Linked DNA regions of Homo sapiens: region 1 is linked to region 2. The links are chromatin loops, found by intact Hi-C in ENCODE. Cell type or tissue: Caco-2. All regions are shown on one strand. Each heading gives the region's core, and the rest is flanking DNA. Links, peaks and the distances in the headings are about the cores only. Region 1 overlaps BCL9 (BCL9 transcription coactivator). Region 2 holds the start of LINC00624 (long intergenic non-protein coding RNA 624).

What was found. A loop is a pair of places that touch in the nucleus more often than their neighbours do. Peaks named below come from ENCODE experiments on the same cell type or tissue, not always from the same donor. Only the 100,000 strongest peaks of a DNase experiment are listed, where the experiment ranks them.
Region 1: a loop joins it to region 2, with 6 times the contacts of the local background. A loop is called at or near these places in 2 of 110 quality-filtered maps.

What each region holds. Positions count from the first base shown.
Region 1 is chr1:147,570,737-147,586,420 of GRCh38, reverse strand. All of the region lies in intron 1 of BCL9 (BCL9 transcription coactivator), which reads right to left. Among named protein-coding and RNA genes, the nearest start is that of BCL9, 37 kb to the right of the region's middle. In Caco-2, for the core only: no CTCF peak of the experiment used is centred there; a DNase peak (open chromatin) is centred at 6,650.
Region 2 is chr1:147,508,344-147,524,027 of GRCh38, reverse strand. LINC00624 (long intergenic non-protein coding RNA 624) reads left to right here and starts at 6,153. Exons shown (of 4, transcript NR_038423.2): 1 at 6,153-6,585; 2 at 8,352-8,507; 3 at 9,580-9,690. RefSeq lists a silencer at 7,756-7,956 and an enhancer at 13,309-13,967. In Caco-2, for the core only: a CTCF peak has its summit at 8,476; a DNase peak (open chromatin) is centred at 8,407.

The DNA.
Region 1 (15,684 bases), core at 3,368-11,367, 64 kb before region 2:
TGGTATTTATCAGAGCCTTACTTCAGGAAGGTTTACCAGACAGAAGAACTTAGGATGGAAAGTGTGGGGACCCAGTTAAACGGCTATTACAGTAGTCCAGGTAGGGGGTAATGAGGACTGAATTTTGGTAGTGGGAGGGGGAAGAATAGGGAAGGGACAGATGTAAGACATTTGGGTGGCAGAATCTACATGGCTCCCTGGGCAACTGAAGTGGGTGGAAAGGCTGAGTCACACATGACTTTAGGGAGCTAAGCTGGGCTGTGGGGAAAACGGCAGAGCTTTTAAAAGAAAAGCAGAGTTAATAAGGTGAGTTTAGGAAGGTGATCAGTTGAGAGATAAAGTGCCAAGCACAGAGAGGCCAATAATAGTGATGATTTTTATTTTGCATCCCACTGTAGTTAGTGGGATACAGGATGGAGCACAGGTGGTACTCGTGGGCTGAGAGCAGGCAGAGCAAGGGCTGAATTTATCACCATTTTGTTGAGGATCCCCTAACAAAGTGGCAGGAGCTCTGAGCTATAAACCCAGGCAAGTCCCTTCTCCTCTTAGGAGCTTCTGTTTCCTCCTTGGAAAAGCAGGTGATAATAAAACTTATCACCCACTCATCCCTTGGGAGTGCTGCGAAGAGCAACCAATATAAATACATAAAAACGCTTAAAGCACTCAGCAAGAACAAAGTGTGCTAGAAATGCTAAACAATAATAAATTCAGCCACCCCCAGTTCACCATAATAATAAACAAGGTGTCTTTTTTAAAAGCAGGTGTAGTTAACCGGTACTAACTTTGAGGTTGTCTTATATAGCCTCTAACAACAGGTAATTAAATCTGAACTCGATTTTCAAGAGTACTCTCATCAGAGGGTCTCAGAATGACCCTAATACCTCCATGAAACCGAGGCCTGGACTACATAGCAATTAATTAACATGAAAATTACTTTATCATCCCCTCCCCATCGTTAGCATCTTGTGTGACTAATATCAGCATCCATACTACAGGCAATCCCCACAATCCCCCCAAGCTGTACTCTTTGTCACATGTCACACCCCTGAGGTCCGTCTCTTGGCAGAATGGTGCCATATAAAATATTCAGATCCTAGGTAGGTTGTGTGCAACCTACATGGAAAAGAAGGCTGTCAGAAAAACAGAAGGCAAAAAACTGCATTTCTAAAATGACAAAGATTATAAATCCAGTTTTAAAGGAACACATCTCTAATTATATGTTCCATGCATAGCAAATCTCTTTTAATAAATCCCACCACAATCTCCGCTCCCCTAAAGAGCAGACCTGATAGGTAATAACTCCCCTCCTCTGTGGTAAAATCCAATTTTCACACCTGGTAAATGAAATAACTCCACTATGAACCAAGGTTGGGTTGGGGTGAGCCATTAACAGAAGGTTAGGGGCTGTGCATCATGTAACAGCTCTTCTGGGAGCCCCTTCCAGAGATTTGCTCTTTTTATGCCGGTTGATGCTATTTGGCCAGAAAACCTCCAACCTCCGAGGTTACAAATAGAGCCTTTGTCACCTGGAGTGGTTATGAATGAGAACCACGGTTCATGGTTCACCTATGTGCAAGGGCCGGCCCTGGCCCTCATCTCTTGTTTAGTAGGAAGGTTCCTTACCATTTGTGTACTTTAGGAGCTAAACTTCTACTGCATTCCTGACAAATTGACCAAAAGAAGGAAAGATGCTACTGAAATTTACAGTTGCAAAGGAGTAGTACCTGGGAGGCGCACACAAGACATAAGTCTGAAAATCCAGCCAGGGTCTGTATTCTGTGTAGGCCTAATCAGGAACAATAAGGTGGACATCCACAAGGAATCAGCAACAAAAACAAGAGACACATACACCATTGAACATAACTGGGAATTGATGAAGGTGACATCACAGATAAGTGGATTAAAAAAAAGATTAGTCAACAAATAACATTGGAATAATAATTCTACTGTCTGGAAGAAAATTTAAGATCCTCATCTCATACTATAAAACAAATAATTCCAGAGGTTCTGTAGGCCAGAGTTGAAGAAAAAAAAGTTACAGAGGGATGAAAGAGGCAAATATAAAAATGAATCCGGCTGGGTGCGGTGGCTCACACCTGTAATCCCAGCACTTTGGGAAGTCCAGGAGGGCGGATCACCTAAGGTCAGGAGTTGGAGACCTGTGTGACCAACATGGCAAAACCTCGTCTCTACTAAAAATACAAAATTAGCTGGGTGTGGTGGCGTGCGCCTGTAATCCCAGCTACTTGGGAGGCTGAGGCAGGAGAATCACTTGAACCCGGGAAGCAGAGGTTGCAGTGAGCTGAGATCACACCATTGCACTCCAGCCTGGGCAACAAGAGTGAAACTCCATCTCAAAAAAAAAAATGAATCCATTAAAGAAATGAAAGAAAATAAAGGTGAATATTTATCTGAACTTGGGGACAGGGAAAGATATTCTTAAAATAAATTTTTCTTTTTTTTGAGACAGAGTCTCGCTCTTGTCATTCAGGCTGGAGGGAGGGCAGTGGCGCAATCTTGGCTCACTGCAACCTCCACCACCCTGGTTCAAGCAATTCTCCTGCTTCAGCCTCCTAAGTAGCTGGGATTACAAGTGCCAGCCACCATGCCCAGCTAATTTTTGTACTTTTAGTAGAGACGGGGTTTTGCCATGTTGACCAGGCTGGTCTCGCACCCCTGACCTCAGGTGATCTGCCCACCTCGGACTCCCAAACTGCTGGGATTACAGGTGTGAGCCACCTTGCCTGGCCAAAAATTTTTAAAAATTGAATAGACTTGATTACATACAAATGTAAAATTCTGTATGTAAAAAAAAATCATAAAATTAAAAGGCAAACGATCTAGGCTGGGCATAGTGGCTCACGCCTGTAATTCCAGCACTTTGGGAGGCCAAGGTAGACAGATCACCTGAGGCCAGGAGTTCGAGACCAGCCTGGCCAACATGGTGAAACCCCGTCTCTACTAAAAATACAAAAATTAGCTGGGCATGGTGTTGCATGCTTATAATCCCAGCTACTTGGGAGGCTGAGGCGGGAGGATTACTTGAACCTGGGAGGTGGAGGTTGCAATAAGCCGAGATTGCACCCATACACTCCAGCCTGGGGAACAGAGCAAGAGTCCATCTCAAAAAAAGTAAAAATACATAAATAAATAAATAAATAAAAGGCAAACAGTCTAATAAAAGCAAAATATTTCCAACAACTATGATTTCAACAAATGACTGAAAAGACATTAATATTCTTAGTATATAAAGAGCTCATACAAAGGGGTATGAAAAATGTAAATGCCTGAGTTGAAATGTAATATTTCATATACACAGAATGTGAATACAAAAAAATTTACATGAACTTATGGAAAAACTCATCCTAACTAGTAATCAAAGAAATGCTAAGTTAATTGTATTTTTCATGAGGGCCTGTTACGTGGCAAACACTTGGTAAATATTTGTTGACTTGCTCAAATTAACAAAGAATTAAAAAATTCCAGTGTTCAGTGTTAGTATGTGTGTGGTCAAATGAACACTCTCATATGCAGCTTGTAGGATTACATACTAAAGCAGGGATCAGTAAACAATTTCTGTAAAGGGCAGATTGTAAATATTTTTGGATTTGCAGGTCATACAGTCTCTATTGCAACTACTCAGCTCTGCCATTGTACGGTGAAAGCAGTCATAGACAATATGTAAATGAATGAGCATAGTTTTGCTTCAGAAATACTTTATTTATGGACACTGAAATGTGAATTTCATATAATTTTCACATGTGATGCAGTATTATTATTCTGTTGATTTTTTCCCTAAGCATTTAAACATGTAAAAACCATTCTTAGCTCATAGGCTGTACAAAAACAAGCCACAGGACAGATTCGGCCCTCGGGTCCTAGTTTGCCACCCTGTACTAGAAGAACATTTCTGGAAATCAATTTGGCACTAATAGCAAGAGGCTTTTAAAAGGCCATACACAGGGTGTCTGTATTAAAATAACCAAGTATAAATACATTTTTAAATAAAAAATTAAATGTTCATACTCTTTGCCCTAATTGCCTTAATAATTCCCTGTCTAGGAATAAGTTACAAAGCAAAAGGAAATGGAGAAACTTGGACAGAAATTTATACAAAGAAACATCTAAACATAGAGCAGAATAGGAATGGTTAAATAAACCTTGGTACATTCATATGATGAAATATTATGCAGACATAAATCTTTCACAGAAACGTTTTATCACATGCAAGAAATGCTCATGATATAAAGTTATATGAAACAGTAAGATACAAAATGCATACATGGTCTTATCCCAATTTTGCAAAGCATATACATACATACAATTTATATAGACAGAAACATATGTGTAGAGAAAGGATGGAAGAAAATGCAATAAAATGTGAAAAGTGCTCTGGATGCTGGGTTTATGGGTGATTAAAATCTTTTCTTCTTTTGTTTTAGTTCTCTACAATGAATAGTTATTAATTTTGTAATCAGGAAAATGTATAAATATTATGTTTAAAATAAATTGGAAAAAAATCCAGAATCAGAAGTTCACAGAGAATAGTCAGAGAAGAAAAGCAGAAAAGCTTTCAAAATGCAACCTAGATGTAAAAACCTGACAAATATCTGCAATGAAAAACAGACTCAGGCAATAGAAAGTCGCCAGCGTCTAAAATTCATGCAAGATCACCACAGGAAGAAAAAAAAGTTCTGATCAAAAGCAGCTGAGACCTGGAATCTACAACTGGCCCTACACTGAATGTATCCAGAAAAAGAAGCATGAGATTAAAGAGCTGACGTAGGTCCTGTGCACAGTGTGGCTTGGGGACTCACAGGGTTTCCTTTTTCCTACCCTACAGCAACCCACCTTCCCCCAAACAAAAGACCAAAAAACAACCTTCGGTTCACACTTTAGAAGGATGAAATTCTACAGCTAGCACTTGCTTCTTTTGTTTTATTATCGAAGAAGTATGACTTCTCTCTTCCAAGTGTTCATAGCCACTTACACCTTGATGCATTTTTCTAGAAGCTGAGAGTGACAGGAATGAGGATGAGGAATTTAAGAAAACAGAGGGTTCCCTTAAGCGGAGTTCAGCTATTTCACAGTTTGGTCTAGAAACTGACCTACACACAATTAGCGTATAGCTGTCATTTTGGGAGTTTACTGTTTGCTAGTTGATATGCCATGTCTTTACATCTGTTGCTTCATTTAATTCTAAGAAGAAGCCAATAAGGAAGCCTTTTCCCAGTGTTATCTAAGCAATTGTCATACCAGACAAGACATACCAGATAAGACTTTAGAGAGGTCAAATAATTTGCCCAGGGTCACATTGGTAATTAGAGGCAGAACCAGGTTTCAAACCCACTTCCAAGTTTGTGACACCGATGGCCAAAATACTTCTAAAACCAGATTTGAAGAAGAGGCAGGGAGGAGCACCAGTGTTATCATCAAACACACCTGGATGCAAGGCTTCAGGTCATAGTTGGGCAATGGTTTTTTCTGAGCCCCAGTTTTTTTCACTTTTAAAAATGGTAGTAATAAAATCTATCTCTCAGAAGTTTTGGAAGTTCAGAGATAATACAAGAAAAATACCCAGCACATAGTAGGTCCTCAATTATGGTGGCTATTAGAGGAATGGAGCTACTAATAATTTCCTTTGCTAAGTCAAAACAGGCACAAGGTCTCCACCAGGAAAACAAAGGAAAATTAAGGTGAGGTAGGGAAATTGCTTAGGTAACTTGGGAAAGGGGCTTTTCCTTTCCTTCATTTCCCAGAGAGCTTTAATTCTTCGCTTTTCTATTTACAATAAGAGAAGCATGTTTGGGACAATGGATTTAGAAATGGAGGTGCTTTATGGCATGTTTATGCTTTCAAAATTAAGTCTAAACTCTTTAAGACCACAAACCACTGTGCACGATGCTTTTCTAGAAGGGTAGGAGGGATAAACATATTCCTATAGGAAGACTCAGTCTCACAGAGCCCATTAGATGAGCCCAAGGAGAATCTTCTACCCACAAAGAGGAAAGTGGTAACGTCCTTCACTTCCTTTGTGGTTTTAATCTAAACCACAACTCCTCCCTTTTAGTTATAAATCTTTTCTTTACGTACATTCAGATGTGTGTTAGGTGTCTTCCATCTCATCTGTCACTCCTTTCCCTGCCACATGGGAAAATATCATATGCTTCTCTTCATCCAAGGAAAGCTTCTCTAGCACACAGGATTGGTTTTGAGAGGCTTTCACAATCCATCTATTCTATCCATAGCTGCCTGCAATGAGAGTCTGTTCCCCAAGACCTTTGGAAGACTCCAGAGTTCTTCCAATGCCCAGACCTATGGCATGGAGGCAGGGAGGATGAATAAACATGTTGTACATCGCTTAGGCAAAAGAGGGAAAGCCTTCTGTCTGAAATGAATGAGAACATCAGAGTTTCCAGTCAGAGATGAATGGAGGAAATATGTCTTGTTTTTGCTTTCTAAGAGAAGAGGAAGAATGAATGAAAGGGGGAATAAACACAATGCTCAAGCCAAGGAAAGAAAAATCAGAAAAACCCAAAGTGATAGTCAGGAAGGTGGGTAGACTGCTTGCTGCCTCCTAACTGCTGCTGTGGTTCGAGTTAATATTTGCCAGACTTAGCATTCCTGTGAGTGCCGTTGGGATAATGGGCCCCACTCAGCATCACGTGAGTTCTCCATCTCAGCCGAGGGACAGGATTTCAACCATATCACACACAGCTCTCATTACGTGCAAGGAAATGATCTTACTGAGGAAAGCAGCACAAACCATAAACACATTTACTTAAAAAGGCAAAGCTGTTAGGTGTGCCCCTATTCATGACTAATACAGTGTGCTAGTCTCAGTTTCTGATGTCTAAGTCCAGGATAGCATTTCCCAGCATGGGTCTGAGAGCCCCTTTAGGACATGGGCTATAAGAGGGGCACCCTCAGGTTTAACTTCTTGCTAGCAGGGGTAGAACAGCAGTCATTTTCTAAGGAAGCATTTATTAAGCACCATCTGTGTCAAGCAGTGTATATATTCCATATAGTAGAGAAAGGCAATTCTCTGCATTTGAGAAGTTTGTGATTTTGTCAGGGAATGAATATGCCAAAAATCAAAATGCTAAGGTTAGAAAGAATCCTAGGAATCATTTGATCCATTCTGCCTCACCTCTCCTTCCATCTTTTGGATAAAAAAATTTGAAATCCATGGAAGTTGAATGGACTGTCCTTGGTCACTCAACTAGCATATTAGGAAAGATGAAAACCAAGTTTCAGCTGGGCGCGGTGGCTCACGACTCTAATCCCAGCACTCTGGGAGGCCAAGGCAGGTGGATCACTTGAGGTCAGGAGTTCGAGACCAGCCTGGCCAACATGGCAAAACCCCGTCTCTACTAAAAGTACAAAAATTAACTGGGTGTGGTGGCAGGCGCCTGTAATCCCAGCTGCTTGGGAGACTGAGACAGGAGAATCGCTTGAACCCAGGAGGCAGAGGTTGCAGTGAGCCGAGATCGTGCCATTGCACTCCAGCCTGGGCAACAGAGTGAGACTTTATCTCAAAAAAAAGAAAAAAAAAGAAAGAAAACCAAATTTCCTGACTCCAAGTCTGGGTACCTTTCCCTTATACTTCACATAAAATTCAAAAGGAATAACAAGAACAAATAACCACACAAGTTAATATGACACAAACCATGTGCACAGAAGTGTTATGAAATGCAAATTAAGGGAATGCAAAGTTTGAATAGAGTTAGTCCAGAAAGTTTCTTTGGAGGAAGGTCTGAAGGATTCCAGGGGTAGGAAATTGTCAGAAATTCAGTTTAATTCAACAACCATTTTCTGAATGCCTAGTAGAAGATTGAGTATCCCTTCTCCAAAATGCTTATGATCAGAAATGTTTCAGATTTTTTTTCACATTTTGAAATATTTGCATATACCTGATGAGATATCTTGGAGGTGAAATCCAAGTCCAAATACAAAATTCATTTATGTTTCATATACACCTTATACACATAGCATCAAGGTAATTTTATTTTTCCCTTGAGGATGCTGAATAAACTGCTTTCTGACTGTGACCTGTCACATGAAAGTCAGGTGTGGAATTTTCCCTCATGTTGGGGCTCAAAAACTTTTGGATCTTGGATTTTTGGATTAGGGATGCTCAACCTGTATATGCAAACACTTGACATGGGAGGAGGAAGTCCAATAAGATGAGTATCACATGGTTCCTGCTGTAAAAGAAAGCAGTACTGACTAAATTAATGGGGAAAGGGGAATAATTGAAGTCAGTCACACAGTCATTCGCCAGCAGGAGAAAGGCAGACTTTTGGAAATGCCGTGATGGCAAATAGAAGCTGGCCCATGAAGAGCTATTCCTTGAGAGGGAAAACTCAAATCGTATTAAGGTTTCAGAGGGGAAGGTTTTCTACATTTAAGCTGAATAAAAGGGGAAATAATCAATTAACTCATATATCAAAACTAATTGGAATTTGTCTTTACAGACATAATGTCTTCATTTGTCATATCAATTATAGCCACATTCATTCAGAGCTTGATATCATGAAGACATTTATACACACACACACACACACACACACACACACACACACATTGGTAGAAAAACTTTAGAAGCACTGCTCCAAAGCTTGGATGGTAGACTCGGAGAATGGCAAAGACAGAAGGGGCCTTAGGAATCAATTGATCCAACATATCATTACAATGGAATGATCCAGGTCCAGAAAAACAAAACACAAAATTATCTTTCCACTAAGGAAAGCAAAAAGAGTTGGGCCCAACTCTAGAGACACTTTGTTCCAGCTCTAGTGGTTATATTTTCTAAGCCAAAAATTGAGACACAAAATACAAGTGAACACAATGGAACAGAGTACTTAAAATAGAGACTAAAGGTTACTGTGGTCTTAGATGATACCTCCAGAACATTCCACGGCATTCGTCCTTTTGTTTGCCAAAGACACATTCCAGAAGAAAATCACACTCTACTCAGACATGAGTGCCTTCCATAGTCATAAGAGAAGAGCATGAGAGTCTGTCTCCATCCAAGGCAAGCCCTTGGTGAAAAGAAAAGCCACAGGGACTGTAGGCAAGTCTTTGATAAGCAAAATGAGATGATAAATAACTGAAGACTATCAGTTCACAGGCCACCAAGTTTTCTCCAGAGCCGAGCATGTGCAGGGCTCAATAAATTCTAAATATAAACTATCAAAAGCTGACGAGGACCTTGGCTAGTGTACTCCTTGGGTATCGTAAGATACTCATGCTGCAACTACTTAAACCCAGTTTATCTGTAGGCTTGTCCAAATGCAATTCAATTATTTTAATTTCTTGGTTCGATCACTTCTGATTATTCAAAAGCCAGAAACAATAAAAAAAAATATAGCGTACTAACTGCAGGAAGCTTTGTGAATTTTCTTGCACTAAAATCATCATCCAAAGATTCATCAAGCCCTGTCCACACAAAATAACGTAATGATGGTACCTTTTATATCAACAGGCATTTCTCTTTTGACGATAACGGATAGATTCTGCAAACCTATTACAGTCAAAAGAGAAATGTCTGTTGATATAAAAGGTATCGTCTTTACATTATTTTGCACACTGTAGGCAACTTAAGGTCACCAGAGGAGGCGGGTGAGAAAGTGACAAGAGACCAGCAGTAAGTTTCCTCACATAAGTTCCCTACAGTGACTGGAACCTATCAGCTTGGCTTCTTTATTGCTGGTATTGAGATAAATCGCCACACAGAAACATCATCTAGGAGTTAATCAGAACAGAAAACTCAGGAAGATTCAGGACCCACACTGGATACCATTATTGTCATAAGTCAAGCAGCATTTCTCCTTCATTAGTACCATATTTCATTACAGTATATCACCACAATGTTTAGTAATAGTTTTACAAGAAAATAGACTTCAAAGCTTTGTGCCTTTGGTTTCTATGTAGTGAATTTCTCATTATAACTTTTTATCTTTGCTTAAACTGAAAAGTGAACGAATTGACCTTTATGAGTCAGTGTGCACTCCGGTGTTTTACCAAGAAATAATACCTTTAAAATGATATATTTGCGTATGCATAGAATATTCCAGAAAGATATGCAAAACTGATTATCTCTAGAGTGGCCGGGAGATGAGAGAAAGGTGGAAGGGGCCTTTTCACTTAGACATTTTTGTGAATTTTATACTTTGTGCAAGTATCATCTACTAATTTTTAATAATTATGTTAAAACTTTTTTAAAGAATAAACAAAAATTCTTGTTAAGGTTCTTAATCCCTGAATATATTTCAGCAGTGACCAAGATTAAATAGCAATGATTTCCCAAGGGTCAAAGGCATTGGCTCCATTCTGATCTAGCCTGTTTCTTATTCCCCCGCAATGCATCATGTGGCATGTTTTCTTTTAAATATCCAAAAAAGTTAATTTGAAAAAAAAACTGAGAATTTTATGTCATCATTCAAAATAACTGGAGATTCTTAGGGTGTGCCAAAACCACAGCTGGGAATCACTGAAATACAGATTCTGAAAGTGTTAGGTACATTTTTAAAGATTGCAGAATCCAGTGATGTATAAATGCATATAAGTTCTACCTGCATTTATACATCACATTAGTTTACTCTAATTCTCTTGGGCTTATTAAATTCAATGACCAATTATTTGAATATGCACACAAAAATCTAAATTATAACATCAGGCTGAAGCATTAAGTAGATAAATATAGTGAATGGTTAAGGCATGTATTGCAAAATTTTTAAACAGCACTTTGAAATGAGAGGAAAGAAAATCTCTATTCCCCTATCCTTCCTCAAAATACATGTTTATTATAGTTTTGCTACCTAGAAACTTTGGAGTTTTTAACATTAAAAAAAAGGAAGCATGATGTAATGGAAAACACAGGACTACAGAATCACACAGAGTTGGGTTCAAATCATCCAACCTGTCAGTTGGGTAACTTCTGACAATTCATTTGGCTCTTACTCCTCGAACACCTGCTACATTGCTGGCACTTAGCTTGGTGTTGGGCACTGGGCAAAAGCAGTGAACAAGGCAAAAATGAGCTTATGGTTTGGTGGGAAAGGCAGACAATGAAATTATATTAAAGTGTATGAAGGAAAATTACAAGGAGCTGTGTCAGGAAACCAACATGGTCTAGGGATCAGAAGTAGCTTTCTAGAGGAGTGATGCTCAAGGCAAGACCTGAAGGGTAACACAGACTTAGTTGGGTGAAGCAACTCCCTCATCTTCAGGTCCTTATTTGTAAAACAGGGACTGTAATAGCTGCCTCAGAGGGCTTTTTGAAGTTTTAATGAATTTGATATTGAAAGCATTTAGCACAGCATCCAGCACATAGTAAATGCTCAATAAACAGTAGCTATTATTATTCGTCTTTTTTGTACAGTCTTCTCTGGTTATATATGAGTCAGCCCTCAAAGGTTTAAAAGTTACAAAGTGGCCCCTCAACCATATACTTCTGTTTTCCTATACTTGCTACATGGGAGTCAAAGTGTGGAGTAGACCAAGGGCTCATCCTCTCTGGAAAAATGCCTTTGGCTCAGAGCTGTACACTCACCTTGGCCACTGAGGTAGGTCCCCATATCTTTTTTGTCACAGGGTTAACATGTTATGTGAGTCAGATCTAAAATTTTGGCCCCTTCAAAGGCTGCTGGGTCTCTCTGTTTAATCAGACATGAAACAAATCGCGTGCTGTGGCAGAGGCGTACAAACACGCTTTAATTACAATATTGTAACACCAATTAGAGATCTATCTAATCGAGGACTCGGCACTTCCTGCTCGGATATTACTCCCATGTTGGGATAATTACTGCTAATTAAGCTTGGAACTAATTAGGCTAAATGATCTCATTTATACCAACAAAGATGACTTCTAGGAGTTCATAAGAAAAACTAGGGTGATTTTATCATTCCTGGACTATTTGGCATTTCACACTGGAAATAAAACACCTTCCCCTGACATGGAGGTGCACAGATGGTTGGTTCCTCTGGAATTCTGGTCCTAAATGGCAGTAGGTTCTTCATTTGTCTACACAGATTCTCCTATACGGTGAAACAAATACTGTAAAAACATTGTCCACTCACATTGCACTACGTTCTTCCACAAATGACAACTGCGGTGTCAGGAAGGGGCTGCCACTGAGAGTGGACACAGTGGCAAAAGCTGACCCCCACACAGCCTTGTCCAGAGTGCCTTTTGCCTTGCAGTTATATTTATAAGACCTCAATATTCTTACCACAGTCATCACAGGATAGAGTGATGGGTTTGAGGGTCAGACAAGCCTAGGTTTATGTAAACTAGTCTGCCTAAGCCTCAGTTTTCTGTCTCTAGAGTAGGGATAATAACAATGTCATATAGTGATTCTGTGAGGATTAAAGAGGTAACATATATATAATGCAGGATAGTACTTGGCACATAGTAGCCCTCAATGAGCCCTCACTAGGATTTTTTTTTTCCCTTCAAGGCACCATAATATCCACCTCTGAACTAAGCTCCACATTTTATCTGTCTTGCTACTCTTTTGTGGCATAATGCAGTGACAGTGGGAAAAAAACACATGACTGAGAGTTAGGAAACCTAGTTAAGTTCAGGTTATCTCTAACTAACCAGCTGTGTGACTTAAAGAAGTCACTTCTCCTTCCTGGAAAATAACAATATTCACTGCATATAGTGAACCAGGCATTGTGTTAAATGTAGTACATGAATTTTCTGACCTAACCTTTACAGCAATGCTCCCCATTTTAGAGATAAGGAAATTGAGACCTAAATAAATAAATAATTTAAAACAAAACAAAACAAACCCTCACTTCTATTAAATGACAGGGTCAGAAATTGAACCCCGGTCTCACTCCGGAGCCTATCCTCTCAATCACTGTCCCACCGAGTTGCTTCCACTCCCTTTTGTAACTGAAGGAACTAGAGAAAACATCTTCAAGGGTGAGCCTTTCAACCTTATTCTTTTTTTTTGAGACAGAGTTTCACTCCTGTTGCCCAGTCTGCAGTGCAGTGGCATGATCTCAGCTCACTGCAACCTCCGCCTCCTGGGTTCAAGTGATTCTCCTGCCTCAGCCTCCCGAGTAGCTGGGATTACAGGCATGTGCCACCACGCCAGGGTAATTTTTTTGTATTTTTAGTGGAGATGGGGTTTCACCATGTTAGTCGGGCTGGTCTTGAACTCCTGACCTCAGATGATCCACCCACATGGTCCTCCCAAAGTGCTGGGATTATAGGAGTGAGCCACCGCTCCCGGCCTCAACCTTGTTTTTAACAATATTCATCAATTATTAAGTCTTTATTGTGTGTCTAATAAGTCCTCCATCCTATGGAGAATAAGATGCTCACCCCAATACAAAACACCCTGACAAGGCTAATAAGATGTTCCACAAATATGTGGGTACACAAACACATGTGAGTACACACATACAGAAACACACATAGATGTTATTTGCTGGATTGTTCCATCCGGAGAAACAAAAATGAATGAACAAAGCCCCAGCTTCTCATTAAATGTTACCACTGAGGATTGAATTCTTCTACCTGTGGCCATGTGTAGCGGCTCACGCCTATAATCCCAGCAGTCTGGGAGGCCGAGGTGGGTGGGTCACTTGAGGCCAGGAGTTCGAGACCAGCCTGGCCAACATGGCGAAACTCCGTCTCTACTAAAAATACAAAAATTAGCCAGGCTTGGTGATACGCACCTGTAGTCCCAGCTACTCAGGAGGCTGAGGCAGGAGAATCGCTTGAATCCAGGAGGCAGAGGTGGCAATAAGCCAATATCGTGCCACTGCACTCCAGCCTGGGTGACAGAGCAAGACTCTGTCTCAAAAGCAAACAAACAAAAACTTCTACCTATGAACCTTTCCTTCTAAAGAGGTGTTAAGGTGATTAGAATGCATACTGGCTGGTCACCTATGGTCAGCTCAGGTCAAAAGCTTTCCCATCCAGCAGAGCTCTAGCCTGTCCTGGAAGTGATGTCTATCAATGCTAGGAGAGGCTGAAATGGAAACACATTGGTCACTTGTCTCTTAGGAACCTTTTCTGAGAAAGCCTGCTCCATGCCTGGACTTTAGTCTTATACCCCACAAGAATGTAAACTCCAGGACAGAATTGTGTTTTACGGTGTTTTATCTCTTTTACGTTTGTTTTTGTTTTGTTTTTGTTTTTGTTTTTGTTTTTTTGAGACGGAGTCTCGCTCTACTTGCCCAGGCTGGAGTGCAGTGGCGCAATCTTGGCTCACTGCAAACTCCGCCTCCTGGGTTCACGCCATTCTCCTGCCTCAGCCTCTCGAGTAGCTGGGACTACAGGCTCCCGCCACCACGTCCAGCTAATTTTTTTTTGTATTTTTAGTACAGACGGGGTTTCACCGTGTTAGCCAGGATGGTCTCGATCTCCTGACCTCATGATCCCATGATCCGCCCGCCTCAGCCTCCCAAAGTGCTGGGATTACAGGCATGATGTTTTATCTCTTATACCCAAACAGGGCCTGGCTTATAGTAGGTGCTCAATAAACGTATGTGGATCAAATGCATAGAGAAAATGAATAGAGTCCTGGGTTCTGGTACAGGAGTTTGGGGCAAAACCAAGGAAACTTAGATGCTGCTTCAGGTATGCAGAGGTCTGGGAAGGCACATATTCTCTCCTCTTCCTGTGTTATCTCTGCAGGAGGCAACCCTCAGCAGGTCCAGCTTTTCTTACCAAGTGTGTCTGGAGGGCTGCCTACCACCACACCTTGTTGTGAGGCCATTTCCTCTCTCTGATTTCCATCACCCTGAGGTCCCTCTGTAGGAAAATGGGAGTGGGATACAGGGAAAAGGGTGCTTTTTCACCATTTGAGGAAGAACTAAGGGACTTCAACATAACCTGGGGAGGGGCTAGTGGTAAACTCTCCCCCAAATTCCCAGTTCATTGAGCTCCTCCCAACCCAGGAGCTTTGCTTTGATGAAGAGGAGGGTCTCTAGCTGCAGCTACTTTTTTGGAGATTAGAAAACCTGAAACCACTCTTGCCTATGTCTAAAATACACCACCCAAGGGTGGTGTCAGGTTGGTCTTTCTCTGCAGAATGGGAGTATCAGTGATGGTTGGCCAGAAGGCTCAAGAAGGAAGGAAGGATTTGGAATCAGAAGACTCAGATCTGAGACCAGATTGTCTCATTTTTTTTCTAGGTAAAATGGGGATAATAAAAACAATCCTACCCACCTCAGAGCAGTCAGAATCAAAAATGAAAAGTTCTGAGAACAAATGCCACAACCGATCACACACTGCAAATGCTGTAACAATGAGCTATTACCTCCTGACCACGAATTGTCTCTATGATGAGACATGCCTTGGAACGTGTGTGACCTACTATGTTCTCAGGGGCACCTGGTGGGTCCCAGGGTGTACAGCCTGGTGGATGGGAGATGCATGCAAATACCCCGATAGCAACAAGAGCAAAACTCCATCTCAAAAAAAATAAAAGGAAAAGAAAAAAAGAAAATCAGTCAATGGGCTGGGCACAGTGGCTCACACCTGTAATCCCAGCACTTTGGGAGGCTGAGGCAGGCAGATCACCTGAGGTCAGGAGTTCGAGACCAGCCTGACCAACATGGAGAAACCCCATCTCTACTGAAAATACAAAATTAGCCAGGCGTGGTGGCGCATGCCTGTAATCCCAGCTACTCGGGAGGTTGAGGCAGGAGAATCGC
Region 2 (15,684 bases), core at 5,142-13,141:
TTCACTAACCTGCCAAAGTGGCAGCGATGGAAGCCACTGAGCCCAGATTCAAATCCAGGGAGTCTGGCTCCAGCATCCATGTTCCTTATCATGATTTTACTTCCTTTGGAGTGGTAATAAGGTTATTCTAATTTTATAGATTTATTTATTCATTCAGCAAATATGTATTGCCAGGTGCAATACGAGGCTCTAGGGCTCTTGTAGAGAATAAGGCAGACTTCACGGAGCTCCTATTCTAGATAAGGAAACACTGGCCCTGGAAGTTAAGTATTTGTGGAGCAAGGGTTGTTTAGCCTATAAACAGCTCTGGGACCCTTGGGTCTGACTCTCAGGCTAATGGTCTTAATCCTAGGCCGTACTGCTTCCCTGAAGAGAGTCCCATATTACAGGTCCGGGAAGACTTTGTAAGGATTCCTGCAGGTGGGCAGGCTGTGGTGACCTGAAGCGCGCCACAGCAATGACCAATGTCATTCTCTCACCTTTCCTTCTCTGCTGTCCCCTCTCCCTTCTTCTCCTTATCACTTTCATGTGCCTTCAAGTGTACAAGGGTAGAATCTGACGGGGGCACTCAGGGCCAGAGAGATTGCTGCGAAGAAAAAGCCCACCCCCACCGCTCTCTCCAAGCATTGCATTGCCTCAGCCATCTTTAAACTACCTGAACTTTTAAAAATGTTGCCAGAAAAAAACTATTTAACAATCCTTTCTTCACGCTCTCCAATTATCTTTCTCCTCTTACCTCCCCACAAAATTCAAGGCCTTCTACAATCCTCGTAAGAGGAAAGTTCTGTCCTGCCCCAGTCTCTCATATCATGTCCTCCTCTGGACTGAGTGGGCACCCTTGTACTTCCTGCCTTTTCGAGAAGGTAAGTTGCCCTGCTTCTCTAAGGGTGCAGCCTAGAGCTGTTTTTCAAACTCATATCCCTTTGGTTGCTTATCTTATTTTACTTTTTTTTTTTTTTTTTTTTGAGACAGGATCTTGCTCTGTCACTCAGGCTGTAATGCAACTTGTAGTTCACTGTAACCATGAATTTCTGGCCTCAAGCAATCCTCCTGCTTCAAGTGACCCTCCCACTTCAGCCTCTCAGAGTGCTGGGATTACAGGCATGGGCCACCATGCCCTGCCCTTTGGTTGCTTTAGATCCTCTCCAAGTTCTTGTTATCACACTTCACTTGTGAGGCATAAAACTCAGCATGATCTATGTTCGGAAAGAGTCAGGACTATTACTAAGATCAGGCCAACTTCTGAGCAGGGCTTCTGGTGAATACACTCTGGGGCTGGGTGGGCTGGTGGTTCTGGGAAGATCCCAGCCCAGTGCTGAGGTCTGAGAACTTAAAGAGGTGGTAGGGATGGGAGTCCCACAAAGGATGTTTCAGGGAGGCTGAGGGTCAGCTTCCTCCCTCCCTGCAGTCCTGGGCCTGGGAATGCAAGAACCCTTTTCAAACTTTCACAGATGTCTGAAGGAACTGGGGAAGGAGAGGAGGGCTTGGCTATGTCACTCTCAGTGAAATGTTCCCTACCACATGGGTGTGAGGCTTCCCATCACTCAGGCTTCAGGGAGCTCTCTAAAGACCCCTGGTGGCTCTAAGAGAAGTCCCCATAGGATTGATCAAATGCGGGAGCCAGTTGTGGGCTTCGGAGGTGTAGTAAAGAGAATCTGCACATTCTCCCTGTGCCATATTGCTCGGCTTTCTCCTATCTCTGGAACAGCTACTTTTCAGGGATATAGGGAAAAAGCAACAAGCCCATTTTTAACTTCATTCCATGTTCCCTCCCAAAAAAGGGCTTGTACAGGTGGTTGAATTGGGGGAGTTACGCTAAGAAGTAGGATTGGGACATTTGGGGTCTGTGAAGGCTGAAAGAAGGAAGAAGGAGAAGCCAATCCATGGTTACTTTATCGGATCGTCACTGTGGGCAACCAGAGCTCAATCCTACTTAGAAGGCTATGAAGCCCCTGTAGAATGCATCTCAGACTTGGCAGCCTGCAGGGTGGAAGAGGGAAGTATTAATCTACCAGCGTCTGCTCCCATTGATCCAGTATTGTCCTTTGGGTGATAACTTCCCCATACTCTCAGGTTTGCATGTGTATCAGAATGGCCAAGCAGGTTCTTGCAGGCAGATGTGGCAAAGAAACCGGGAACAGAAGGTGAACACTGCTCTCTGCATCCAAAGACACGGCGCGGCCAGGTTTCACTTGCTCACAGCTGGTTGCTACAGCAATGGCTGAAACAATAAGGTGGGCCCAAAGGAGGTATGTGGGGCACTGGATTCAGGGGATGAATCCTCTTTCCACCTCCCTCCACCTTCAGATTCAGATCCTGCCAATTCGTCAAAGACTAACTCAGTCCCCTCCTGAGAAGTTCTTCTAAAGGAATCTGACCATAGCCAACTTTTCCCTTTAAACTCTCAGAGCAGTCACTACATAGAACTTATTTTTGCTTGATCTGTATAATATACTACGATCATTTCACTCCTTGGATAATAACTTATGGTCAGAGATTTCATGAACCCCAACCCCAGGAGCTTGTACAGCAGTGGATGCAAAACAGGCCTGTCAGTGTTCATTGCATTGAATGGTATAACAATTATAGATAATAAGAGCTCTGCACTTTTTAAGCATTTGCTTCCTTGTCAGCACCATAAGCTAAGTTATAGGAATGGAAGAAGAGAACCTGAGTGAAGGTTTTATTTGGGGCTCTGGATTTTAAATTTAACCTCCAGAACCATGACACTTTCCTGCTCCTCAAGGTCTTCAAGTTATCTCTGCAGCCTTCTGTTTGAAGACATTGGTGGTGCTGGACTGGCCTTTCCAGCTGGTCATTTCTTCCCAGCCCTTTTTCTCACTTCAGCCTGGCACACCCCCTCCTCATGATGCCTTCCTGGGTCAGATCCACTCAAGTCACTGAATTCAACTCCACATGTATCAACCCAGAGCCTTATGTGGCTAAGTCCAATGATGCACTATCCCTTCTCCTGGGCAAAAATAAAAGCAATAAGATTTTCTTCCCAATGTCCCTCTAGAATTAGTAATGAACTTGCCCTGCTCTATCCAAATCCTTTTGCCATTCTCTGATGTTGACTCATAGGCAAAATGAGTGATTAGGGCAGTGGCCTGTATCAGCGGAACTAAGCTTACTGCCATTTTGAGACAAAGGTAACTGGTCTTTTGGGATTTGAACCAATGACCTGGACCTCATTGGCACAATGCTTTAGCTGACACAGACTAGCCCATCATCTACTTTTTGTTATCTATTCTAAAGAAGGGGTGCACTGGACATGAATAATAGAAGCCGTAGGTAATTCAACTCAACGAAAAGCTAATGAGGGCATATGGTAAGCCAGGCCTTGTGTTACACAGCAGGGTACTCTGAAAAGACCTTCATATTTGGCATCGGAGATCCTGGGTTTGAATCACGGCTCTACCATTTGTTGGCTACGTGATCTTAGGTGAGTCACTTGACTGCTAGGTGTCTCAGTTTTCTCATGGGTGGGATTTTATTGAGGATCAGATGAGATACAATATGTGAAAGCACTTCTAAACAGTTGAGTGTGAGATATTGTTAGTTTTTATGTAAAGAACAGGACCCGATCTCTACCTTTAAGGCTTTTACCTTTTGTCTGAGTCTGATAGGATTGGATTTCTTCCAGAGAGAAAATTTCCTTGAGGAATAAGCTCAGGGCTCCAGTCCACTCGAGCAGAAGGGAACCTTCTTGTGGGAAGAAGTCGTCTTCCCTCCATGTGGTCTAACTTCCCAATCAGGGAGGAGGCTGCTGGTGTCCATCCATCTGAGCAGGTGGCAGCTGACTGCCATAGGTAAGGGCACACAGCCTGGAATATGCATTCATGGATTACAGAGAATTCACAGATCTCTCTGGGTAGACCCCCCAGGTAGGATATATGTAGATATTTTGGAGCAAATTGTTCTAGACAAACGGTTTAAAAATCAAATTTTCCAGGCTGGGCGTGGTGGCTCATGCCTGTAATCCCAGCACTTTGGGAGGCCAAGGTGAGAGGATCACCTGAGGTTGGGAGTTCGAGACCAGCCTGACCAACAAGAAGAAACCCTGTCTCTCCTAAAAATACAAAGTTAGCCGGGCATGGTGGTGCATGCCTGTAATCCCAGCTACTGGGGAGGCTGAGGCAGGAGAATTGTTTGAACCCGGGAGGCTGAGGTTGCAGTGAGCTGAGATGACCCATTGCACTCCAGCCTGGGCAACAAGAGCGAAACTCCGTCTCAAAAAAAAAAAACTAAAAAAAAAAATACGGCCGGGCGTGGTGGCTCACGCCTGTAATCCCAGCACTTTGGGAGGCTGAGGCAGGCAGATCACAAGGTCAGGAGATTGAGACCATCCTGGCTAACATGGTGAAACCCCATCTCTACAAAAAATACAAAAAAAGTTAGCTGGGCGTGGTGGCGGTCGCCTGTAGTCCCAGCTACTCGGGAGGCTGTGGCAGGAGAATGGCATGAACCTGGGAGGCAGAGCTTGCAGTGAGCCGAGATCGCGCCACTGCACTCCAGTCTGGGCGACAGAGCAAGACTCCATCAAAAAAAAAAGAAAAAAAATCAAATTTTCTCCTAATTGACAGAAACCTTCTCCCCATAAGTCCCACTCAATTTGAGAAGATGTGTACATTTTGACCGGTAACCAGTCAGACCTTAAACAACTAATTAAGTTGTAGAAATATTAATGGCCGTGCTCATGTTTGTCTAGAACTTAATGAAGCACATGAGGTGAGAAACTAGAACTAAACGAAGCACATGAGGTGAGAAACTAGAGTTACCCAAGTTTGGAAATCTTATAAAGTGGTTAGTGTTCAGGAAAGGTGGAAGAAAATTGAGAGGCTTTAAAAAAAATCAAGATTGGGAATATTAGAGAATGTAATCCACTAGAAAAATCATTCAGCTGGGAATAAATGAGAAATAGATGAATGAAAAAATTCTCTCATTTCTTTCTTTGGCATGTATTGAGTATGATGTGGTAGGACATGTTCTAGCAGCTGGGGTATGTAGTAGACCCCTGTTGTCTGGTGGAGCACGCATCCCCCAGTTACTAAGGAGTCACAGCTGCACCCTTCTCTGGAGCCCTGCAGCAGGGAAGCACTCCCCCCAGCTATGCCTGGGAGATTATGCTGCCTTCATCCCACACACACACACTCTAGGAGCAGCTTGCAGCCAATGCCCAGTTGTTGGGGATGGGGGTAAAAGCACAGTCCCCTTGTCTCAAGTGGGCTGACTCTGTGATGTTATTCAAGCTCCAAAGTGCCCCCTGGAATCAGGCTGAGGCTAGACCCACAGCTTGACTGATCTCCCCAGCCCTATCCAGTTTCCCTCACTCATATGAATTTCATCCTCAATAAATCACTTGAGTAAGAAGAATTCTCACCTCAGGGTCTTCTTCTAAGGAACCCAAGTTAAGACAATGGGCAATGCTGAATAAATCAGAAGTAGTCTCCCTCTGGGAACTTGTACTGGGGGAGGATACAGACAAATACACAAGCATTTATAATGTAGAGTCACAATGGTAGCTTCAGAAGATTCATGGTGCTCTGGGAACAGGAATGGTCACAGAGTGTTTCTTTAGAGTTGAACATTTCTGAGCTGAGAACTGAAGTATAACTAGGAGCTGGCTGGGTAAAGAGGTGGGGGAAATAAAGAATTTCTCAAGCAGAGGAAAAAGAAGATATGGAGGACGAATGGAAGATACTGCAATATATGCCCCCCAAATCATAAACGGTTCAGTATGACTGAAGCCAAGGGTGACAGTAGCAAGAAAAGACACCAGATACAGATTATGAAGGGCATAGTGAGATATTAACACATTTCTATTGTATCCCTGGGCAAAGGAAAAATAATGAAGAATTTTAAGTGGAGGACACATGATAAGGAGAGGTGAAGCCAGCTGGACTTCCTGTGTCGAGTGGGGGACTTGGAGAAATTTTCTGTCTAGCTAGAAGATTGTAAACACACCAATCAGCACTCTGTAAAAATGGACCAATCAGCACTCTGTAAAATGGACCAATCAGCTCTCTGTAAAATGGACCAATCATCACTCTGTAAAATGGACCAATCAGCTCTCTGTAAAATGGACCAATCAGCAGGATGTGGGCGGGGCAAATAAGGGTATAAAAGCTGGCCACGCGGAGCACCCAGCCAGCTGCTGCAACCCGCTGCCCTCTGGTGTCCTGCTGTGGGAGCTTTGTTCTTTCACTCTCGTAATAAGTCTTGCTGCTGCTCACTCTTTGGGTCCGCACTGTCTCTGTGAGCTGTAACACTCACCGCGAGGTTCTGTGCCTTCGTTCTTTAAGTCAGGGAGACCACGAACCCACCGGGAGGAACAAACAACTGTGATGCGCCATCTTTAAGAGCTGTAACATTCACCGCCGGGGTCTGCGGCTTCATTCCTGGAGTGAGTGAGACCACGAACCCACCAGAAGGAAGAAACTCTGGACCCATCTGAACAGCTGAAGGAACAAACTCCGGACACACCATCTTTAAGAACTGTAACACTCACCGGGAGTCTCCGTGGCTTCATTCTTGAAGACAGCGAGACCAAGAACCCACCAGAAGGAATGAATTCCGCACACAGTAAGATTTCTATTTTTAAAAAATCTCTGGGCTGTAGAACGGGAAAAAAAAGACTTGGAAGGCAAAGCTGATAGTAGGGATACAACACCAGTTAATATTTCAGTTGTTGTATTATAGGTAAGGGCTAGAGTATTGGCATTGGAGAGACGGACTAAATTCTCAGCTCCAACCCTTACCAGCTTGGGTAAGTTATTTATTCTCTTTAAATTTCAATTTCCTTAATGGTAAAATGGGGCTACAGTAATAACCAGAGCAGATACGCACATTCAAGGATCTAATGTATGAAAAGGGTTTTATTATTTTTGCAACAGTTGGCACCCTGGAAGCACCATCAAAATGATCTGTTATTATCCATGTGATCTTAACTTGGGCAACAGTAGTGGAAATGGAAAGACAGATCGCTGGTGCTGTGGCACACACCTGTAGCTCCAGCTTTTCAGGAGGCTGAGATGGGGATCACTTAAGTCTAGCTTGGGCAACATAGCAAGACTCCATCTCTAAAAAAAGTGTAGATGGATTAAAAAATGGTAGGAGGTGGAATTAAAGGGTTGGATGTGGAAGTGGAAATGAAAGAAAGTGAGGTGTCAAGGGTTTCTGGCTTGGGCAGCAGCAGGTAGGTTGCAGCATATTTTCTTGAGATAGGACTTTAGGAGGAGGTAAATATTCTGAATGGAAGCTGTAGAACTGGATGTGCTGCTTTTGAAGAGCCTATGAGATACCCAAAGTGGAATTGTCTGGAAAGTAGTTGTACAAGAGAGGCTGAAGTTGAGGAGAGAGATCTGGGTAGAACATACATAGGTAAGGTAGAGAGAAGAACTCAGACAGTGTGTACTGAGAATAGAGAAGAGGGCGAGGCACCGCACTGGACCTGGGAGACAAAGGTGAGAAGACAAGACACCCACTCTCAGGAAACTCAGTCTGGTTGGGGAAGCAGATAATTAAACAGATAATTAGAATACAGTGGAATACACCCCATAGGTTGTTTTGGACCAAACCTGTGGGGTGGATCCCAGCAGTTGAAGGAACTGAATGAAGATAGAACAAGGACTCTAAAGGTCAGAGCTAAAATTGGAAATACTCAACAGGGTGGGGATGGGGCAAGGAAGGAAAGGGTGGAACAACTTGGAAAAGATTTTGAATGCTCTTAAACCAGAGACAAAGTAATTGACTGGAACATCGCAGCATTAGGAAGAATGTTAGTGCTCTTGGATTCCATGCTTCTCAGACCGTGCTATCTTGGAATCCTCACAGTTCTGAGGGGCCCCTATAATTAGAGGCCACCATAGTGGAGGAGTTGAAACCAAGCAGACACCCTACTAAACCAGAGTTGTTGTCTTGTTTTGCACATTAAAACTGTGTACAAGCTTTGTTTTGAAAAAAAAAGTTGTTATGCCTGAAAAAGAATTGAAAACTACCAACTTAAGTAAATTAATGTACAGATAAAGAATAAGAGGCCCAGAGAAGCTAAGTCACATGCTTAAAATCAAATCATACAGCTCATTAGGGATCAAGTTGGGCCTAGAACCTAAATTTTTTGTTCTCAGGCTGGTGTTCTTTCTTGCTATGTCTGAGACCTCGTACTTCTAATTTGCCTAGTCCATATTCATTTGTATCTTCAGATTTTTCTGAACTGTAGTAAAAGAGATGTGTATTTCAAACATCATGAGAACAAGGCGTGGGAGGGATCTTACAGAGCAGCAGTTAAAATCATTGCTGGCATGTGGTCTTTCACAATAAAATTCTCCCCTTCCTTTTGATTCCTCTAGGCAACAGCACAAAGTTAAACCAGGAAGTCCCTCTGCCTTGCTAGGGATCCAGGTTTGCCTTCCTGTTGAGGTATCCCATTTCATTACAGTTGACCTAAGTTTGAACAAACACTGCCACCTGATGCATGAAAGCTCTACTGTGACCTACGTTAAAAGGTAATTTAAAAAAAAACGAAACATAGAATCATGACTCATACAGATTGAACATGAACATGTGTTAGAGATTTTATTTAACTCAATCTATGAGAGAACTAGGCAGATATTATAACTGGATCAAAAGAGAATACAAAGAACATGTATAGATCAAGAATATTGAATGCACAAAAAAAGGGCAAAACTGACTTCTTCCACAGAGGGAGCGGGAATCAATTGAACCTCTACCAGAAGGGACAAAACTTGAATGTTTACAGAGAATAATTATTTTGCAATGCTATCAGCTAGCTACAGTTTACAAAGTTGTGAAATAGCTCCCATAGAATCCAAATCAGATAAAAGATAGCAGAAGGGTGTGTGATGGACAACACATAGTTTTCCAAATATGTGCAGACATTTTCCTTACAACTGTTAGAAAAGCAGAAGTATCTTTTACAATAAAACATGGGCATCCCAGGTTCCTTTTTCTGTTTTATATACATGCAAAAATATACAAGTGTGTATGTGCATATGTATTTGCATATGCTTTTTAAAATAAAAATTTCACAAAAAAGAACTTAATCCTGTATTCATGCAATGTACCCTGATACTTTTTATTCTATTCTTTGTTAATGCTGGTATCCACACAAATTAATTTCGTGACTCCTTAATGGGTTACTACCCACGAATGGGTCAAGGATTCACAGTTTGTAAACGGGACTAGATCAGTGCTCCTCAAACTGTCTGTTGTGAAGCACCAGTTTTTAAATATTTGACAGTTTTCAGTCCTTCACATACTGACTGATGCTTTTGTAAAACACAATAAAAATAAATTATTAGAAAAATGAAATGAAAAAACTCCCATAGACTTATGAAATGCAAGCTCAACTTTTTATTATTAGATTTAACAGACATAAAATTGGATGCTGGGGCAAGGTCAAATTCCTATTTAAAGATTTCCAAATGCATATTTTGTTTCTATGCTTTGTTTCTGCACACTGGAACAGTGGTGGATTCCACTGGTCCTTGGACCACACTTTGAGTAGCACTGACTAAGTGACCAGCTCTGACAGTATGGTGATTTTTTGTTTTCCAGGAGCTGACACTCCCTCAGGCTACCTTAGTCAGTGGGGGCTTACTGCAGCATACCTGTGGCGATGAGAGAGAGAGGCACATCACAGGAGCATCTGGCACCAGTGGCATCCTGGTGAGTGAAATGTCATATGGACACTGGAAGGATCTAACACTGAGGTGGCCCTTCATCTCTGTGCTGTTCACCACGAGCATGCCTGGGCTGCTCTTCTGTGTTCTTCCTGATGTTTCTCATGATACTGATTGATTTTTGGAATTTCCCAGTTCGTATTCCCAAGAGAACCCATTGCCCTATTTAATCATCACTTCTGTTGCTGCAGAACTTTGTGCAGTACTGGGATTGCTTGCTGCCTTAATGTCAGGAGTTGGCCAGGCATCCAGTCAAAGGGCAGAGTAGGCTCTTGTGGTATCGAAATGGCCACCCTCCTTCAAGGAGCAGCAGGTCCTCTTCCTCAGCACAGAAGGCAATGGTGAGGAAGAGGCTAATTTTCCTTTGAAGAGGATTTTGAGAAAAGGTTGGCCCATCTAAAATATTTTACAATTCTCTGTTCCCAAACCCTGAATAATCCTTGGAGGTCACTCACTGTGCAGGAGGCTGAAGAAGGGTAACACTGTCAAAACTGCAGACACAGACCCTTCTGGCTCCACCTCTATCCTACCCTAGAGCTAGGTTAAAGAGAGACTCTGGAGAACTTACTCATACCCAGTGGGGTACTTCTACATTTCTCTAAAGTCAGGAGACACTTTCCCTTTGTGAATATTTATACTTCTGAAGACATTTGCAAATCTTTAAACTCTTGGTTAAACAATAGTTTATACTGTCCCCCTATAATTCAGAAAAGCATAACTTCAAAAGAATGATGACAAACTTGGCCGGGTGTGGTGGCTGATGCCTGTAATCCCAGCACTTTGGGAGGCCGAGGCGGGCGGATCACCTGAGGTCAGGAGTTTGAGATTAGCCTACCCAACATGGCGAAACCCCGTCTCTACTAAACATATAAAAAATTAGCCAGGCATGGTGGCGGGCACCTGTAATCCCAGCTACTGGGGAGGCTGTGGCAGGAGAATCACTTGAACCTGGGAGGTGGAGCTTGCAGTTAGCCGAGATAACGCCACTGCACTCCAGCCTGGGCGACAAGAGTGAAACTCCGTCTCAAAAAAAAAAAAAAAAAGACAAACTCAATGAAACACATAGAACAATCAAGGTGTACAGAGATGTAGACAGTGGTAGTGAACAATTCTCTACCCAAAGCTGAAGGAGAGTCATTGCCCACCATAAGTCAATCCAAATCTGAGAAAATTACAACTTAACCCCTTTACTTTAAGGGTTGCCCATGAATAGTCATAGCTAGTTATGTCAAATCCTTAAATGCTGGAGTCCGTGTTTACATCTTTACCCATATCCTTTCATCTATTTCATTTCATACCAAAATGAACAGACCCATTACATGTTTAGATTTTCTAGGCTTGTCCACATCTCCCATATAAAAGATGTAATGTGTATAAAGTGCTTAATACAATGTCTGCTGCATAGTAAGCACTCCATAAATGTTAACTCTGACATACATATATATTAAATCTATACTAGCTAGATTGCTTGAATTATTTTTTGTGCATGTGGCTGTATTGATGCCTGCTTAGGTAATAGCCATCTTCATTATTCAATATGATTCTGGTTTCCTCTGAAGTTTAGTGAGGTGTGGTTTTTCTGTGATGTTCTCCTCCACTAGTTTTCAAGCTCATCTTGGAAGGTCTTTTACAACCTCGATAACGCCCTGCAGTTATTAGTATCAAGAATGCTCTGTACACTGTGGGCACCCAGCACATGCTGCTGGCTGGCTGACTGATTTACTATGCCTCCCCCTTGCCCATTATAAGCTTTCATCACTGCAAATGTAAGAACCTTCTTTTCTACATCTCCTGCCATCCAGAACAGTCTTCATAGATCTCCCTGCCTCATTGACTCATCACCTCATTTCACCCTTTCTTCCTTTTTCTGGACCTTCTAACTTTTTCTCCCCAGATTACCATTTTTTTTTTCACTCAGCATGCACACATTATCTAGTTTTGGAAAATACTCCCTATTTGCTCCTATATCTTAATTTGGCTGTCCCCATTTCTATGCTGCCTACTAGTATAAATGAGACAATAGCTCAAAGAACAATTTGTAAAAAATGAAAAACTCTGTGCAGACTTTCAGGGAAATTAAACACATACTTTAGACCAGGAGCTCAATCTATGGGTAAGAAAGCTTCCTTAGCTGTCTTCTCTATGAAGCTGTGATTGGGTGAATGTTTTTAAAGGAACTCTCTGAATATGAAAGGGGGTTGGGGTGGGATGAAGCCTTGGCCATCTGGATGAGAAAGATTCAGATGCTGAAACAGATCTCTGGAGTTAATGAATTTCACAGTCCTTTGCCCTTACTTTGCTTGTCTCAGTCTAGAAACAGACACCTGGTGTAAGCTTGTTAAATGGCAGGAATAAGTAAGAAGTGAAAAAGAGCTAAAGCAAACTTCTTTGCAAACTGCTCTCCTTGTGAAACTAAGCAGGTAGTTCTATGAGTGACGGTAACTCACATAGCCTCTTGGCTTTGTGTTGAACATAGCACCAAAGTTCACAAGCATTTACACACCTGCAGTTTTTTTTCTTTTTTTGTAGATCAGGTCTGGCCTAATTACAGGATTTCATTGTATTTTTATACATATAATAATCTAGTTTCCCCTGTAAATGATTCATTTACAATTCAATTAAACAGCCAAGGAGAACCAAATGTTAAACATGTTTTTAAATAAGATACAATGTGTGTAATTAGACAGAACACATACCCCTATCTTAGTGTTTGATTTGCGTGATAATACAAAATAGGTCATTTGAGGCTATGCCAAATATCAGGGATTAGATGACCTTTAAGTTCCTGTCAAGCTGGAGAGTCTATGATTTTGTGATCTGAGTGAAAAATGAAAAATTTAGTGCATCATCGAAATGTTTACAAGAATCCAGCTGTTTGATGTCAGGTAGACAAAACACCCAGACAACTGACAGAGATGCTTCATTTTCATCCAGATGTTTTTGCATTGCATTGATTTAGCCTGACACACAGCAAAGTTAAGTCACTTACTCAAGATTTCTGACAAAACCTTCTGAATATACTGGCAATAAAGTTGTTGAGAGATTTGCCATTTTAGTATCAGTGGCACGAATGTTTTGCTACTGCTCCATCGACAGCTTCTGAATCCATAAGATTTGAAAATAGTCAATTCAGTTCTCTCCACTCTGCAGCTCTGTGCTCTCCTCACTGTCTCCATTCCCCACACCCCCAAAGGTCTATCTTAACCTGAGCTCTGACCCATGACAAAGTGGTCTCCTCGATCACAGGGCTGTGTATGTGGCCTTTGTCATGGAAGCTGCTTCTGTTCACAGTGATCACTGTGTCTTGGGGACATTGCTGTCTGGGCCAAGGGCTGGCCAAATCAGAATTTCTGGCCATCCTAAAGGTTGATTGCAGCAGGCAGTCATAGCCACCATTCATCCTCCCATTATCATGGTCAATAATACCACTCATCTAGGCTTGGCTGTGATTCAGGGACCTGGCTGAGGTGACTGATGCTGACCAAAAGTCATTTTTTTTTTTTGAGATGGAGTCTCGCTCTGTCACCCAGGCTGGGGTGCAGTGGTATGATCTCGGCTCACTGCAAGCTCCGCCTCCCGGGTTCACACCATTCTCCTGCCTCAGCCTCCCGACTAGCTGGGACTACAGACACCCGACACCACGCCAGGCTAATTTTTTGTATTATTAGTAGAGACGGGGTTTCACTGTGTTAGCCAGGATGGTTTTGATCTCCTGACCTCGTGATCCACCTGCCTCAGCCTCCCAAAGTGCTGGGATTACAGGCATGAGCCACTGCACCCGGCCCTGACCAAAAGTCTTATCCACACACCTGTAAATCTAAACACTGACCTTGGGTTTGCAGCTGTAGCTACTATATGGAGAGCCATATGTGGTTTGCACATCAGTCTCTTTGACTCAGCTTCTTCTGGTTGCCTTGACTCCCATTGAATCCCCCAGTGCCTGATTGCTGCCCATCCCAGGCCCATCTGGTAACCCTCATGCTCCAAATGTTGCAAGCTTGACCACTTAGTTTGAAATTGTGCTTCAAAGGCATCTTCCTCTGTGATCCTTCCCGGCTTCTTTTCCCCAGGCACCCTGCAGCCTCACTTTCTTTATCACTGCCTCTTTCTGGCTCTCTGCACAGGCCCCGTTGCTGCCAGTCAAGCCCTGCCTGAATCTGGATAGTATGGCCTTGCATGCCCAGAGGGCTTTTGCTCCACCAAATCCCCTATGCGACCTTGAGCAAATCACAACACTTCCCTGGGCCCCACTGTCCTAATCTTAACATGAGAATGTTGGACTAAATCAGGTCTGAGGTCCCCTCCAGTTCTAAAATTGTATTATCTCTCTAATACTGTGAGACTGGCTGCCTTCCAAGGTGCCACTGCTCATCATTCTGTCTAGTTGTTATGCAAGGATTTCGGGAGGAAAAAAACATAAGGCTCCAGGAGTAATATCTTGAAAAATTATGAAATATGTCTGCTACCTTTCTCATCTTCATGAGCCCCTTGTTTTACTTTTGTGTTGAATTTAAAACTCAGAGACTTAAACTCACACATTATGACAGTTCTGTCACTTCCTTAAATTACGCAGTAAAAACACACAAAGGTGCAGGTAAGTTTAGCACCTTGAGTGTTTTGTAAGCAATGCTGTGTTGGGCTGAGGATGGGGGTGTGTGGTAGAAAGAGGTGCTGCAACAGAAGCCAGAAGGGAAGAAGAGCCTATAGGGGAGAGAGACATTAAGGGCCTGAGGGAAGGGAAGGTGCCTGAGCTCAGGGACTGTAAAGGAGGACTGTTCACCTTGAATGTCCAATCAGCACTTTCTCTGGAATTTAGATAATGTTAATTCCACATGTGAACATATTGCCTAAAAAAAAGAAAATAAATTTAGCGTATAAACAGTCCTTGGATGCTTCCAGTGGTTAGATTTTTCAGATAAACAATCTCCTATGGTATTAAGAGCTTGTCCTTCTCTGGCAAGGATGGTCCAGGACAGATAACATTGAGTGCTTTCCTCTAACATATTTATATTGGTTACATCAGGTTAATGAACACCCAAGGCATTTTTCAAGAAGTCACAAAGGGGGTGAGTCTGAGGAGCAGGTGTTGAAGTAGAAAGGAAGGCCCGTCTACACACTCTTTATGTGAGTGAATCAGAGGTTTTTGCTGTTGCAATTGTGGTTGTTTTTATAAGTTGAAACCACTAGCTGATACAGTGATTGACTTTCCCAAATATCCCTGGTGATGATTAAAAAAAAAAATCACTGAGATTATCCCCGATTTGGGCCTCTAAACTCAGGGATGGTTCTGGATAAGCAACCCTGTATCCAAGTGTGTCTTAGGTGATGCTGGTTGAGAATGGGACACCCATTCTCTGGGAGCCAGCCAGAGAAGTTACCCTGCTGTTGGAGAGACGGGCTATCACTGAGGAAACAGTGCATCACCAGGGAGGATCGAATTCATGCTCCTCCTCCCCCAACAACTCTCATACCCTCACAGATACTCCTTGTTTCTCCTTGTCTCCCTTTTCTCATACCCACATCAGCTTCCCTCACTCAGTAATCAACTCATTGAGGGTTTGCTTTAAAAATGTATCAACATCGTAATCTTCTCCAAATTAGCTTCTCTATGGCCAGGAGAACCTTAGGTTAGGATGTCCTTCTCTCGTAAAGTTTCTGTAGCAAGTGAAAGCAAGAGGGACCATTGGGGTGGTAGGGCAAGACACTAATCCTCAGTGAAAAGTCTAATCCTCAGTCACTAAGTGTCCTGGCAGATTAGAGGGTAAAGTGAGTGGGGAGAATCAGCTTAAAGAACCAAATTGGATTGGGCCAGAGCAGAGGTATAGGTATGGAAGAGTGGTTTTGTCAGTAGCTGCTGATTGAGCCAAGTTCAGCATGGAACTGACAGAGATGATATGGAAGACAACTTACCTAAGTAGCTCCTGGGTCAGAAAGAAGCCTCAAAGTGAGAGAACCTGGGGGGAATCTCAGCTGGAGTCCC